Regions from separate parts of the Homo sapiens genome. Here region 1 is linked to region 2. A link is a loop called in an ENCODE intact Hi-C map of the cell type or tissue named here. Cell type or tissue: Calu3. All regions are shown on one strand.

Evidence for each region. Hi-C counts contacts between places; a loop is a spot of excess contacts. Peaks named below come from ENCODE experiments on the same cell type or tissue, not always from the same donor. Only the 100,000 strongest peaks of a DNase experiment are listed, where the experiment ranks them.
Region 1: a loop joins it to region 2, with 3 times the contacts of the local background. A loop is called at or near these places in 7 of 110 quality-filtered maps.

The regions. Positions count from the first base shown.
Region 1 is chr2:54,511,544-54,519,543 of GRCh38, forward strand. The region is part of intron 1 of SPTBN1 (spectrin beta, non-erythrocytic 1); the gene reads left to right. SPTBN1-AS1 (SPTBN1 antisense RNA 1) reads right to left here. Exons shown (of 4, transcript NR_185881.1): 4 at 7,774-8,000. It also overlaps the pseudogene C9orf85P1. Among named protein-coding and RNA genes, the nearest start is that of SPTBN1-AS1, 43 kb to the right of the region's middle. In Calu3, no CTCF peak of the experiment used is centred here; no DNase peak of the experiment used is centred here.
Region 2 is chr2:54,173,549-54,181,548 of GRCh38, forward strand. The region is part of intron 3 of ACYP2 (acylphosphatase 2); the gene reads left to right. Among named protein-coding and RNA genes, the nearest start is that of ACYP2, 62 kb to the left of the region's middle. In Calu3, no CTCF peak of the experiment used is centred here; a DNase peak (open chromatin) is centred at 3,223.

The DNA.
Region 1 (8,000 bases), 340 kb after region 2:
TATTATTATTACATTGTAATATATAATGAAATAATTCTGGCCGGACATGGTGGCTCACCCTTGTAATCCCAGCATTTAGGGAGGCCAAAGTGGGCAAATCACCTGAGGTCAGGAGTTCGAGACCAGCCTGACCAACATGGTGAAACCCAGTCTCTACTAAAAATACAAAAATTAGCCAGGTGTGGTGGTGGCGCATGTCTGCAATCCCAGCTAGGGATTGCAGAGGCTGAGGCAGGAGAACCTCTTGAACCCAAGAGGTGGAGGTTGCAGTGAGCCAAGATCATGCCACTGCACTCCAGCCTGGGTGACAGAGCTAGACTCCATCTCAAAAAATAATAATAATAATAATTCTACAACTCACCATGATATAGAATCAGTGGGAGCCCTGATCTTGTTTTCCTCCAATTAGATGGTCCATCGGCAGGGGTGATAGAAGACAGTGACAGATCGTCTGGCGTTAGATTCTCATAAGGAGCGCACAATCCTGATCCCTGTCATGTGCAGTTCACAGTAGGGTTTGCGCTCCTATGAGGCTGTAATGCCACCATGAATCTGACAGGAGGCAGAGCTCAGATGGTAGGTATAAGCAAACTATGGGGAACAGCTGTACTTCGCTTGCTTGTCCGCTGCTCACCTTCTGCTGTGTGGCCTCGGGGTTGGGGACCCCTCTAATAGAGGTTTGATCATGTTAAAATGATAATTATTTGAATGTTTTTTCTAGGATTGATATTCTCTTCCTTTCAAGTATCATAGGCCAATCTTTACTCATTTTGTTTATTTGAAAGGTTATGGATTTCTAAGTAAGTCTGGGAAACATTTACCAAGCATACAAAGGGGAAAGGCTTGTTGCTGCAGTGTTAATGCAAGCGATGGTAGTTATTTGAACAGCTCTTTGAGAAAATTTAATAAAGTGTAAATCTCTGGAAATCTGGGTTGCCATGACAGTGTAGGACCTATTTAGGATATTTTACAAAGAGAAATGATCTTAAAATCGTCTACATTTAAAATAAATATGTTAAAAGGCAAATGCTGGTGAGATTGTGAAATTAGTGATTACTGCAATCCTATCCAAATATGACCCCTCATGTTTTGCGACAGTTGAAAATAAATTTATAATTTTATAACTTACAAATTTATAACCTTCTCTGAATAAATCTGAGTAAAGAGAAGGTTGTTCCTGTGTAACAATGAGAATTTTACTGGGATCCAAAGTACATACTATTTAGGTAGGAAGAAGCACTATGTTTTAGAGTTAGATTACTCTGCTGCAATACAGCTCCTACCATCTGTGTTGCATTTCACAATTGTTTTTGAGCACCTGCTATGGCTTAGGTGCCATGCTGGTTACTAATGGTTTAAAGATGAACAGAATAGGCTGGGCACGGTGGCTTAGGCATGTAATCCCAGACTTTGGGAGGCTGAGGCGGGCAGATCACTTGAGCCCAGGAGACCAGCCTAGGCAGCATGGCGAAACCCTGGCTCTACAGAAGATACAAAAATTAGCCAGGCATGGTGGTGTGTGCCAGTGGTTCCAGCTACCAGGGAGGCTGAGGCCCTGGAGGCAGAGGTTGCAGTGAGCCAACACTGCACCACTGCACTCCAGCCTGGGCAACGGAGTGAATCCCTGTCTCAAAACAAGCAAGCAAACAAAAAAGAAACCACACTAGAACAGAACAAAGAGGATGCTGGCCCTTGCAGAGCTTGTGGTGGTGGGGGGAGGTATATGTGTCTCACATATCACTTAGTATAGTGTTGGTTTTCAGTGTAGTTTTACATATTTGTTTCATTTCATTCCCTTCCAGGTAATTGAGATATGCATTTCCACTTGATAGATTTGCAGAGGATTTTGGCATTGGGTTGCTCTAGGAGAAGTCAGATTACAAATAAAAAGTGCTTTATTGCTCCTGTGTTGTTCAGGCACATATGATACTAACTTATGAAATTTCACAACAAATAGGGCAGTGAAATGCCAAACTCACTGAAATTCAGGACTGGTATTTTGGCAGCAGCACCATTAGAACTATACTCTAATGTAATTTAAAACTATTTGGAAGTAAATGTAAGACCAAATTGTTATTTGTGGTGGCTAGAAACCCCACATTAGCCATAAGACCATGGTGCTAGGTCTGTATTGAGTTAATAGTTTCTATTTTTAAAAATAATTTAGTCAACCAGAAGACATCAGTTAATTTCAGTTTTTTAATAGCTCTTCTCTGTATGTGGAACAGAAACAAGGATGGCCTTGAACTGCCATGTATATGAGAATAGCTGTGTATTTATTTGGTAGGACTTAAAAAATATTTTAGTTGGTTCAAGTTAGGTGATTTCAAGATTTGTAACTGAACATTGGAAAAATTAACTTTTCTCTCTAGATCTATCTACTTTCAATATTCAGCTGATTTTTCAAAATATTAGGACTTACAAAATTATATTTAGATTTTAGAGAGTATTATATGTAAGCGGAGAAGAAGTACTTTAAAATTTTAATGTACGAGTAGTAAAGAAGGATAAATTTCTATGCAGCAGATAAAGAATTTTCTTCTCAGGGACTCAAATAATAAATCCATTTGTAATATCACTGTTCCTTGTGCAGTTTGCTCTGTAAAATGGAGGAAGGTGAGAGGGGTGCCATGTTTCTGTCTCATACCGTTTTTTGTTATAGAGTGTATTCATGGTTATACTGTATAATAATGATAATAAGTTCTTAAACCGTGGTGATGAGATCTATTTGGCAGAATGTTTTAAAATAAACAGTGTATTTCCCACGAGTGAAATCTTAAAAAACAATTAATTTCCATTATAGTAAGGGTGAATTTTGCTCCTTCAAAGAGTATAGAGCCTGGTTGAATTTGCCCATTAAGAAAAAAAAATGTGTCTATTGGACTGTGTTGTTTGTAAAGCTAGAATCACCTTCCAGTGGCGTTTTCCATCCTTACAGGAAAGAGGTTTATCTCTGAATATTGAGAATGGAGGTTCATAATGGGCATTTTAGCGTTTGAATGTTGTAGGAAGAAGATGGCTAAATCTTCACTGCTCCCCTAAAGTACACACGTTAGTTCTGGTGGGGAGTAGCCACTCTGAGATTTTATATCAGAGACATAATGAATGGGACCCATGATATGTGAAATTCTAATTCTTTAGTACAGAGAAATGTGCTCTTCATCTTTCTGTCTTCTGAGGCTTTTTTCAAGTGTTCGAAACTGCCGTTGCAAAACTCTAACTGAGACAGTGGAAGAGATCTGTACTAACCAACTCCATCTTGCTTCTAACCTCCAAGCAGTCCTTGCTCTTTCCTGGGCTTAGGCCAAACTAACTTTGAGAGGGACTTAGTTTGTAGTTTAAAACAAAGATGATAACAAAACCCCCTTCTTGCCTGGGGACTAGATTGCTTTTGTAGGACTAGCAAATTAACCACAACATTAGAAAATATGGTTTAGGAGTCATGCTGCTGGAGGCTGCAAGATTCTAAACCTCCCCAAATGGTTCCTGGGAATAACATCACTATTGCAAAACCTAAGATGAGTGCTTGTGACATTTTGCAGACCCTGTCCTCGATGGATCATTTGGCACCACCCAGATGGATAAACTGGCTTATCTGGTCTTGTGGCCCCCACCCAGGACTGACTCAATGCAAGAGGACAGCTTCAACTCTGTATTCATCTCCACCCCTACCAATCAGAACTGCCAACTCAGTGGACCCCTACCCAGCAAATTATCCTTAAAAACTCCAGTCCCCAAATTCTTGGGGAGACTGTTTTAAGTAATAGCAAAACTCTGGTCTGCTGCACAGCCAGCTCTGTGTGAATAACTTTATTGCAATTCCCCTGTCTTGATAAATAGGCTCTGTCTAGACAGTGGGTGAGGTGAAACTGTTGGGTGGTTACATCTTCATTAAAGGAGATGAGCATTTTTTTCTTTAGCTTGGATAGTGTTTTTCATCATTTTTTTCATTATTCCCATCCCTTATCAGGAATTTTTTAGATTATTTATTTATTTATTTATTTTTGTGACAGGGTCTTGCTCTGTCCCCCAGGCTGTAGTGCTTTGGCATGATCACAGCTTACTGCAGCCTTGGCCTCCCAGGCTCAAGTGATCCTCCCATTTGAAGATGAATGGCTGGGACTACAGGCATGTGTCACCACACTTGACTAATTTTTAATTTTTTTGTAGAGACGGGCTCACTTTGTTGCCCAGGCTGGTCTCGAACTCATGGCCTCAAATGATCCTCCTGCCTGGGCCTCCCAAAGCACTGGGATTACAGATGTGAGCCCCCTCGCCCAGTGTGACCCTTTTTTTCCTCCTAATTGCCCACCCATGAAATTTTCATGCCATAGATACATTATATATCTATGCTAATATGAAAAAGAATACAATTTTTTGCCTCATCCCCAAAATGAATTTTCATTCCTTGTGGGGGCAATATCACCCCCATTGTGTATGTACAAGGAGACCTGGCTGGGTGGGTAACTGGCCTAGGCGTAATTAGACTTTGATGCAGGTCATTCATTTCCTTATTTATTTAAGAGCCTTGAGTCTTTTTGATATTTTTCTGACATAGACCACTATTAAAGGGTTCTTGCCTTAGAGGGTAGGCCAATTTGTTCATTTAAAGCATGGGCTTTGGAGTCATACCCACTTGGTTCAAGTCCTCTTGGTTTCTTCATTTTTTTCCTGTGCCACCACCAGCAAAACTTTAGTTTATTCACCTGTAAAATAGGGCTAATAATAGTATCTACTTCAAAAGGTTGCTGAGGAGGATGGAATGAGAAAGCAAATAAAGCACCGCACCCCAGAAAGAGTAAGCCATCCTCCCAAAATGTAATTTTTAGCTGTGTTAGGGTTTAGAGTCATCACCTCTGCATTTTAAAGATTAGGTTGTGTTCTTATGGTACAAGATTCAATAGTGATGAAGATATTATGATAAAAGCATCATAGCTGTGTGACTTGATTGAGTTGTTTAACTCTTGGGGCCCCAGTTTCCATATTTTTGTTAATTATGATTGAAAATACAAAATAAATTGACTGAAACGTCAAATATGGTAGTAATCCCAATAAATGCAAATGGATTATGCTTGCCGACTAAGTGACAGAGGCTCTTGGGTTAGATTGAAACAAAGAGAGGCATACCTAAGACAAAGTGACTCTAGAAGTGTGAACTCAAAATGTCTGAGACAAGTCTCAGTCAATTTAGAAAGTTTATTTTGTCAAGGTTAGGGACACACCAGTGACATAGCCTCAGGAGGTCCTGATAACATGTGCCCAAGGTGGTCAGGGTACAGCTTGCTTTTATACATTTTAGGGAGACACAGTACATCAATCAGTACATGTAAGATTTACATTGGTTTGACCTGGAAGGGCAGGATAGGGGCAGCCTTCCAGGTCATAGGTAGATTTAAATTTTTTCTGATGGCAATTGGTCGAAAGAGTCATTATCAGTAGAAAGGAATGTCTGGCTTATGGTAAGGGGTTGTGGAGACCTAGGTTTTATCATGCAGATGAGGCCTCCAAGTAGCAGGCTTCAGAGAGAATAGAGTTTGAGTATTTCTTATCCCACTTAAGGTCTGAGTTGATGTTAATGCTGGAGGGGGATGGATAGTGAGGCATGTCCATCCTCCCCTTTTCCATCATGGCCTGAAAGAGATTTTCAGGCAACTCCGGGATGCCCTTGGCCAAGAGGGCCCATTCAGATGGTTGGGGGCCTTAGAATTTTATTTTTAGTTTACAGAAGGTTTGAAATAAGGGGATAGAAAAATACATACCAGGCAAATATTACTGTCAATCAAAATAGAGTTCATATGTTAATAGAGATACAACAATATTTCATAATATTAACAGCTCATCTGGAAGATAAAATAATTATGATCTTGTAACATACTCAGGGAATGAGAAAGAAAATCTGATAATCATAGTGGGAAATATTACTATACTCTGTCATTGATAAATAAAAGTTAGTACAGCTATAGATTATTTGAAGTCCAAAATACTTTATTAACAAGAGTTTAGTAATTTAATAATTATTAATAGGTCTCAGAGAACCTTTCCCTGTCAGGATGATCTGATTTTGTGAATTTTGGCTGAACTGTATACAGCTCTATGGTGCCTTTTTTTTTTTTTTCTTTTGAGACAGAGTCTCGCTCTGCCACCCAGGCTGGAGTGTAGTAGCGCTATCTCAGCTCACTGCAACCTCCATCACCCGGGTTCAAGCAATTCTGCTGTCTCAGCCTCCTGAGTAGCTGGGATTATAGGCGCCCGCCACCTCGCCCAGCTAATTTTTGTATTTTTAGTAGAGACAGGGTTTCACCATGTTAGCCAGGCTGGTCTCGAGCTCCTGACCTCATGATCCGCCCGCCTCAGCCTCCCAAAGTGCTGGGATTACAGGCATGAGCCACTGTGCCTGGTATTGTTTTTTTTTTTTTTTAAACAGTGGATATGTTTCTGTAAAGCTGCAGTACACTGGATTGTTTTAAAAGTGAAGGCTACTTTAATAATAGACATTATATGCTTGTGACTTTTCTTGTGTTGTTAATTATCATGCCGTGACTTTTCATGTGTGTCTTTATATTTATGAGCAGAGAACTCTGAATGTTTGGGATGCAATCTCGGTCCTTTTTTGGCACTAGCCCCATGTACCTGAGTAATAATAGGTCAGACAGGTTATTAAGAAACAGTGGTTTCTTGCATGTTCTCACTCATAGGTGGGAATTGAACAGTGAGAACACTTGGACACAGGGCGGGGAACATCACACACCGGGGCCTGTCATGGGGTGGGGAGATGGGGGAGGGATAGCATTAGGAGAAATGCCTAAAGTAAATGACGAGGTAATGGGTGCAGCAAACCAACACGGCACACGTATACATATGTAACAAACCTGCACATTGTGCACATGTCCACTAGAACCTAAAGTATAATTAAAAAAAAAAAAAAAGAAACAGTGGTTTCTTGTAGATACTCCTTTTTGGCAACTGAACAGTTGAGATAGTTGAAGCAAAATTCTCAGACACACGATTTGCAGTTTGGTGCCTTCAGAGTCCTTAGAAGGCCTTTTTAAAGATAGCATACCAGCATCCAGTGTACACTTTTTCAAGTCTTTTATGAATAAAGTGGGAGTGTTTTAAGTGTTTGCAGAACATTTGGGTCTCTGAATTCTGCCAAAGTAATTGTTACATAGTTTTCTTCCTCGAAAAGGACTGGCAAACATTGGTCACCTTCTTCATTTTATTTAATTTATTTGAGCCTTTTAAGATTGGGTATTAAGGAAGTGTGTGTATATGGGTGTGTGCATATGTGTAGTGCCAATGAAAATTCCATGTATTCTCTATTTGTTGCTTTACTCTCTGAAATCTGAGTAGTTCAGACAAAAAATAATTTTTTTACAAGGGTAAAAACTAAATTTAAAAGGGAAATCTAAATTTTATTATGTGTATGGAGAGGCACCTTATAAAATATTCACTCTTTCATTAGCAGCCTATTTTAAAAAATGTGACTTCCTTGAAAGCAGAGTGTCTACCAGATCTATCTAAATCAGAGGAGTATATGTTTCAGGCGTTGTGACTGATGGAGATAGTACCAGAGTGGCAGCTCCAATTGACTTTGCCCCTGTGCTCTCACCTCCCAGTCCTCCCTCTGCCACCTGTCCAGGCAGCCCATTTAGAAACAAATAATTAGCAAGCACTTAATGTTACCAGGCACCCTGCTAGGAGTTATAAAGACAGAATGATGGGATCATGACCTCAAGAGGCCATGGCTTATTGATGGTAAGTAAATAGAAGGTTTGTAATTATGAAGCAGTCTTTTAATGATAGGTCAGCGGTGCATAAGGTGTCGGAGGGAGTGCATGTGGGCACTGTCTAAGGTTGTCTAATTCAGACCAGGTGGTGGTGGTGGTGAGTGATTTGAGGAGGTTCCTGGATGTAGTGATACCTGAGCTAGGATTTGCAGGAAGAGCAAAGAGCTGTTCCAGGTGATAGGTTTGGAACTGAGACAAGAACATGATTCTTCT
Region 2 (8,000 bases):
TCCCATTTGTCTATTTCGGCTTTTGTTGCCATTGCTTTTGGTGTTTTAGTCATGAAGTCCTTGCCCATGCCTATGTCCTGAATGGTATTGTCTAGGTTTTTTTCTAGGGTTTTATGGTTTTAGGTCTAACATTTAAGTCTTTAGTCCATCTTGAATTAATTTTTGTATAAGGTGTAAGGAAGGGATCCAGTTTCAGCTTTCTACATATGGCTAGCCAGTTTTTCCAGCACCATTTATTAAATAGAGAATCCTTTCCCCATTGCTTGTTTCTGTCAGGTTTGTCAAAGATCAGATGGTTGTAGGTGTTATTTCTGAGGCCTCTGTTCTGTTCCATTGGTATATATCTCTGTTTTGGTACCAGTACCATGCTGTTTTGGTTACTGCAGCCTTGTAGTGTAGTTTGAAGTCAGGTAGTGTGATGCCTCCAGCTTTGTTCTTTTGGCTTAGGATTGTCTTGGCAATGCGGACTCTTTTTTGGTTCCATATGAACTTTAAAGTAGTTTTTTCCAATGCTGTGAAGAAAGTCATTGGTAGCTTGATGGAGATGGCATTGAATCTATAAATTACCTTGGGCAGTATGGCTATTTTCACAATATTGATTCTTCCTATCCATGAGCATGGAATGTTCTTCCATTTGTTTGTGTCCTCTTTTATTTTGTTGAGCAGTGATTTGTAGTTCTCCTTGAAGAGGTCCTTCACATCCCTTGTAAGTTGGATTCCTAGGTATTTTATTCTCTTTGAAGCAATTGTGAATGGGAGTTCACTCATGATTTGACTGTTTGTTATTGGTGTAGAGGAATGCTTGTGATTTTTGCACATTGATTTTGTATCCTGAGACTTTGCTGAAGTTGCTTATCAGCTTAAGGAGATTTTGGGCTGAGACGATGGGGTTTTCTAAATATATAATCATGTCATCTGCAAATAGGGACAATTTGACTTCCTCTTTTCCTAATTGGATACCCTTTATTTCTTTTTCTTGCCTGATTGCCCTGGCCAGAACTTCCGACCCTATGTTGAATAGGAGTGGTGAGAGAGGGCATCCTTGTCTTGTGCTGGTTTTCAAAGGGAATGCTTCCAGTTTTTGCCCATTCAGTATGATATTGGCTGTGGGTTTGTTACAAATAGCTCTTATTATTTTGAGATATTTTCCATCAATACCTAGTTTATTGAGAGTTTTTAGCATGAAGGGCTGTTGAATTTTGTCAAAGGCCTTTTCTGCATCTATTGAGATAATCATGTGGTTTTTGTCTTTGGTTCTGTTTATGTGATGGATTACATTTATTGATTTGTGTATGTTGAACCAGCCAGCCTTGCATCCCAGGGATGAAGCCTACTTGATCGTGGTGGATAAGATTTTTGATGTGCTGCTGGATTCTCTTTGCCAGTATTTTATTGAGGATTTTCACATCGGTGTTCATCAAGGATATTGGTCTAAAATTCTCTTTTTTTGTTGTGTCTCTGCCAGGCTTTGGTATCAGGATGATGCTGGCCTCATGAAATGAGTTAGGGAGGATTCCCTCTTTTTCTATTGATTAGAATAGTTTCAGAAGGAATGGTACCAGCTCTTCTTTGTACCTCTGGTAGAATTTGGCTGTGAATCCGTCTGGTCCTGGAGTTTTTTTTGGTTGGTAGGCTATGAATTATTGCTTCAATTTCAGAGCCTGTTACTGGTCTTTTCAGAGATTCAACATCTTCCTGGTTTAGTCTTGGGAGGGTGTATGTGTCGAGGAATTTATCCATTTCTTCTATATTTTCTAGTTTATTTGCATAGAGGTGTTTTTAGTATTCTCTGATGGTAGTTTGTATTTCTGTGGGATCGGTGGTGATATCCCCTTTATCATTTGTTATTGCGTCTATTTGATTCTTCTCTCTTTCCTTCTTTATTAGTCTTGCTAGCGGTCTATCAATTTTGTTGATCTTTTCAAAAAACAAGCTCCTGGATTCATTGATTTTTTTGAAGCATTTTTTGTATCTCTATCTCCTTCAGTTCTGCTCTGATCTTAGTTATTTCTTGCCTTCTCCTAGTTTTTGAATTTGTTAGCTCTTGCTTCTCTAGTTCTTTTAATTGTGATCTCCCAAAGTGCTGGGATTACAGGCATGAGCCACCGTGCCTGGCCTGTTTTTGCTTTTTTACTGTAAATTTACTGATTATCAAACTAATACATACTGTGGTAGAAACTGCCAGTTATTTCCCAGCATGCATCTGTCCCCTTTTTTCTTTAGTAATAGAAACCCTGAACTTGCGCTGTACACATGGTCCCTACTATGGTCTGAATGTTTGTATCCCTCCAAAATCATATGTTGAAATCCGTTCCCCAGTGTGATGGTATTAGGGAGTGGGGCCTTTTGGTAGATGATCAGATCATAAGGGCAGAGCTCTCACAAATGGGGTTAGCACCCTTATAATAGGCCTTGGAGAGCTCTCACACCCCCTTTACCATGTGAGGATACATTGAAGGCACCATCCATGAGGAACAGGCCCTTATCAGGCACTGAATCTATTGGTGCCTCAATCTTGGAATTCCTGGCACCCAGAATTGTGAGCAATATGTTTCTGTTGTTTATATAAAGTACCCAGTCTAAGGTATTTTGTTTAGTAGCCCAAACTGACTAAGACATCCCCCTAGCATAAGGACCGTATTTCTTAGCCTGTTTGAAGCTTGTATGGCCACCAATGAGATGTGAATGAAAATAATGCATGCATTGTCTCGGTTATGCCCTTAAAGGGAAAGGGTGTGCCCTCCACTATTTTCTTTCCCCTTTCTTGCCAGAATGTGAAGACAGGAATTGGAGCAGCCATCTTGAACTGTGAGATGGAAGCCATACATTGAAGGTGGCAGAGCAACCAAATAGAACGACCAAGTGTCTCTGATGGTTGTTGAGCTGTCATACCAGCTGTGGACTGCTGTCTGAACTTTTGTAGGACAGAGGAATACACTATTTAAGTCTGTTGTAACACCTGAATTGCTCTGTATTCTAATATAATACTTGTTTTAGAACACTTGGAACAACAGAAAATTAGTTTTGTTAAGGCAGGAAAAATCTTATGTGTAATTCTATCACCCAGAGTCAGTCATGTGTTAACTGACATCTTAGTGGATGTTGTAGCATGCTTCCCTCAGCCTCATCCCCACCTCTACCTTCACGATGACATGCTTAGTTGCTCAGTGCCTGGAGTGTTAGCTGCTAATGGTTCTATCCAGGAATTGACCTTGGCCTCAGGGGGGCAGCCTGCATCCAAGAATCTGTTGTTGAGAGGGTACCAAAGTCTAGTCTTCTTGCTTTATTCAGTTTGGACAACTCTGAAGGGCCATCCTAGCTCTAGAGCTCGATGTAGAAGTGGCCAAGGTCTCTGTTGCAACTGCATTACAGTTCACCTCTCCCTCTGTCAATCCAGCTTCCCTCTCCTTTCACAGGCACTCTTCCCAAGGGCACTTCACAACAAACCCGCATGCAAATCTCAGAATCTTTGTGCTAGGGAACCTGACCTATGACATATACAGATTTAGAGATTTGGGATTATAATACTTTGTTTTTCACTAAATATTTTGCTGGGTAGTCTCCATTTGCCTTTCCAGACACATTCTCCTGCCCTCCATCCACCTCTGTTCTGGGAGGCTGACCACGATGGGATACATTAATGAGCTCCTTTGCCCTCTACCTTCCAGTTGAATGCTGCCAGTGGAAGGCACTGATAGGAGATCAGATGGTGGGAGGACAGAGACTGGGATATCCCTCGTCACCAGGCTGTGTGTTGGAAGAGGCATCATTCTTCTACTAAATCCACAGCTCATGGTGTGAGGTCTTCTCCTAGAGCTACAGGTGTTAGTGTTTTGCTGGTAGTTACTTCCTCTGGCCCTTTCATGCCTAGGAATGGAAATAGCTCCCTAGTGCTGCCAGCCCTGGGGTGCTTCATCAGCTCCCTGGTTTCTTATCCTTGCCCACACCTTGCAATTAGTCAGTCTTCTCAATCACTCCGTTTGAGTATGCCATCTATTTCCTGGCAGGACCAGGACTGATACCTACTATTTTTTTTTTTTTTTTCTGGAAACGGAGTCTCACTCTGTCACCCAGGCTGGAGTGTAGTGGCACGATCTCGGCTCACTGCAACCTGTGCCTCCCAGGTTCAAGTGATGTTTGTGTCTCAGCCTCCCAAGTAGCTGGGACTACAGGCACGCACCACCATGCCCAGATAATTTTTTGTATTTTTAGTAGAGACAGGGTTTTACCATGTTGGCCAGGCTGGTCTCGAACTCCTGACCTCAGATGATTCGCCCCCACTCGGCCTCCCAGAGTGCTGGGATTACAGGTGTGAGCCACCGTGTCCGGCCTCCTGTTTCTTTTCTTTCTTTCTTTATTTTTTTTTTTTTTTTTGAGATGGAGTCTCGCCCTGTTACCCAGGCTAGAGTGCAGTGGCGCCATCTCGGCTCACTGCAAACTCTACCTCCCAGATTCAAGCAATTCTCCTGCCTTAGCCTCCAGAGTAGCTGGGATTAAAGGTGCTTGCCATCACATCCGGCTAATTTTTTATATTTTTGCTAGAGACATGGTTTCATCATGTTGGCCAGGCTGGTCTTGAGCCTTCTACTTCTTAATGATTCTTCTAAAACATGATTTTTATTGGCCATGTATAATTTCATCATGTAGACTTAAAAGGATTTCTTTAATTCCCTATTGTTATATATACACTTTTTATATTGATTTTTATCACAATACATCAAAGCATTTATTATGCCATTGAAAACTTCCAATAAACACATTTTTAAAGGACTGTTATATTATGGCTGGACCGTGAACCTTGAGTTGTTTATCCAGTAGTGCTAAGAGATTTGTTCTGATCCACCTGATTTCTTTTGTGCAGTGTTTATAGTGACTAAAGAAACGTATTTTCAAGATGATTGGGCTGGCTATACTCTGTAGCTGCCACAGAAGAAAGCAAGGCTATGCCCCAATCCCACCACATTAAGATCCCCAGTTCAGGGCTCTTCATTAAAACAGCTAAACAAACTGGTGTAAACAGTACTTTTACTTGAATTTAACATCTTTTATGTTTTCTGGGCCAGACTTTGTGTGGATATTGGATAATAGGCTTGGTGGCCCTTTTATATCCCTTGTGTACTTGTAATTCTAGGAAAAATACAAAGCATTTAGTGGGAAGGATTTGTAAGAGAATACAGTTTGATCACCATGTAACTTGAGTAAAAATAGCACCATAATTGAAAACACTAAGAGTAGGGTTTTAAGGAAAGAGAGTAAGATTGGAACAAAGTAACCATGAACTTTTCAGTTCTGAGCTGCGAGTTCTGTTCATTATTCAGTGACCCTTTGTGAGATCTTGTCTTAGTCCATTCACGCTACTATAACAAAATACCATAGACTGGGTGACTTGTAAACAACAAAAATTTACTTCTCATGGATCTGGAGGCTGGGATATCCAAGATCAAGGTGCCAGCAGATTCAGTGTCTGGTTGGGGCTTCCTTCTTGGTTCATAGACAGCTGTCTTCTTGCTGTGTCCTCACATGGTGCAAAGGGTGAGGGAGCTCTCTAGGGTCTATTTAATAAGCACATTAAGGGAATGCCTTAATGCGCTTATTAAATGAAGTTTTTTGAGAAAAAACTCAAAGTGCTTTCTAAATTTATCTCACTCAACCACAATCAGTGCAGACCTGTGACCAAATGTAGGTGGTGTGAGGGGTGGGTGGGTGGGTGGGGGAGGAGCATCTCCCCACCACCAAGCAAGCAATTAGTTTTGTAGCAGATACCAACTGGATATCCTCCAATTCAGTTCTGACACTATCTACTTGGAGATAGCATCAGATCGTTACCGGAAAGGGGTCCTGATCCAGACCCTAAGAGAGGGTTCTTGGAAATAATTCAGGGCAAGTCGGCGGAGTAAAGTGAAAGCAAGCTTATTAGGAAAGTAAAGGAATGAAAGAATGGCTACTTCAGAGATAGAGCAGCCCCAAGGGCTGCTGGTTGCCCACTTTTTATGGTTATTTCTTGATTATATGCTAAACAAGGGGTGGATTATTCATGCCTCCCTTTTTTAGACCATATAGGGTAACTTCCTGATGTTGCCATGGCATTTGTAAACTGTCATGGTGCTGGTGGGAGTGCAGCAATGAGGATGACCAGAGGTCACTCTCATCACCATCTTGGTTTTGGTGGGTTTTGGCTGGCTTCTTGACTGCAGCCTGTTTTATCAGCAAGGTCTTTATGACCTGTATCTTGTGCTGACCTCCTGTCTCATCCTGTGACTTAGAATGTCTTAACTGTCGGGGAATGCAGCCCAGTAGTTTTGAGGCTTATTTTACCCAGCTCCTATTCAAGATGGAATTTTTCTAGTTGAAATGCCTCTGACAAGATCCCACAGATTGGGGGCTCAGTCCCCAAGGTTCCCTCTTAAGCCCTAGAAATCAGTAGCAAGTCTCGGCCTCTGGAACTTCTGACCAACTGACTGGCTTCAAGTGGGGGTTCCCATGACCCCTCCTTGAATTCAATTAATTTTCTAGGGTAGCTCATAGAACTTGGAAACTTACATTTACCAGTTTATTATAAAGGATATTACCAAGGATGCAGATTTAGAGATGCATAGTGCATGCAGCTTCCATGCTGTCCTGGGCGTACCACCCTCCAGAAGTCTCCAGGTGCTTAGCTATCTGGAAGTTCTCCAAACCCTGTTTATTTATTTCTATTTTTATTTTTAATTTTTTTTAATGGAGGCTTCATTCAGTAGCCATGATTGATTAATCATTGGCCATTGGAGATCAGCTTAACCTTTAGCCCCCCTCCTTTCCCTGGAGGTTAGCGGGTGGGGCTGAATATCTTAAACCTGTTATCATGCCTTGGTCTTTCCAGTGACCAGCCTCCATCCTGAAGCTACCACCTGGGGGTTGCCAGGCATCAGTCAATCATTAGCATATGAAAAGACATCACTTCGGAGATTCTGAGGATTTTAGGAGTTCTATGCCAGAAATCTGTGATCAAAGACCAAATATATATTTGTTGGTTTTCTTTCTTTTTGAGACAGAGTCTTGCTGTGTCGCCCAGGCTAAAGTGTGGTGGCATGATCATGGCTCACTGCAGTTTCAACCTCCTGGGCTCAAACAATCCTCCCACCTCAGCCTCCTGAGTAGCTGGGACCACAGGCACACACCACCATGCCAGGCTAATTTTTGTATTTTTTTGTAGAGATGGGATTTTGCCATGTTGCCCAGGTCTGTCTCGAACTCCTGAGCTCAAGCAGTCGCCTGCCTCAGCCTCCGAAAATTCTGAGATTTCAGGCGTGAACCACTGCGCCCAGCCCAAATATATATTTGTTAATATCACAGACATTCATCCCATTCATGAAGGCTCAGCCCTCACAACCTAATCACCTTTTAAAGGACCCACCTCCAGATACTCTCACATTGGGCATTGGATTTCAAGATAGGAATTTTAGAGGGACATAAACATTCAGACCATAGCAGATCTCTTTACTTAGGTTAACCTTGTTTTAGTATTACAAAAAGCACTTCAGTGTGTTCATTCATTGTATTCAAAACATATTTATCAAGAAACTACTATGTTCAAAACACTAGGATATGGCTGTGAACATCTAGAAAAATTACCCACTCTCATACCATTAACATTTCTCAAGGGAGTCGGATAACTAACAAATAAACAAGATTATTGTGAATTGTGACAAGTCCTAGAAGGAAATAAACAGGATGATGAAAGACAGTAAGTGGGGCAGGACACTTTAGACTGGATGGTCAGGGATAATACAAACCTCATTTTATGTGTTATGGAAGGTAGTGTGTTTGAATGGAGTGAGAGAAAACTAGAACTGAAGTCCAGCTTTATCACCTTGTATAAGTTTCTTAACCTTGCTGAACACCATGACAGGCTGAAAATATAACAAGAACATAATGATAATAATCCCTACTACTTATAGTAGTAGCAGAATTAAACCAGAGAAAACTCCTGGCATTGTAAGCATGACTTTCTGCCAGGCCCC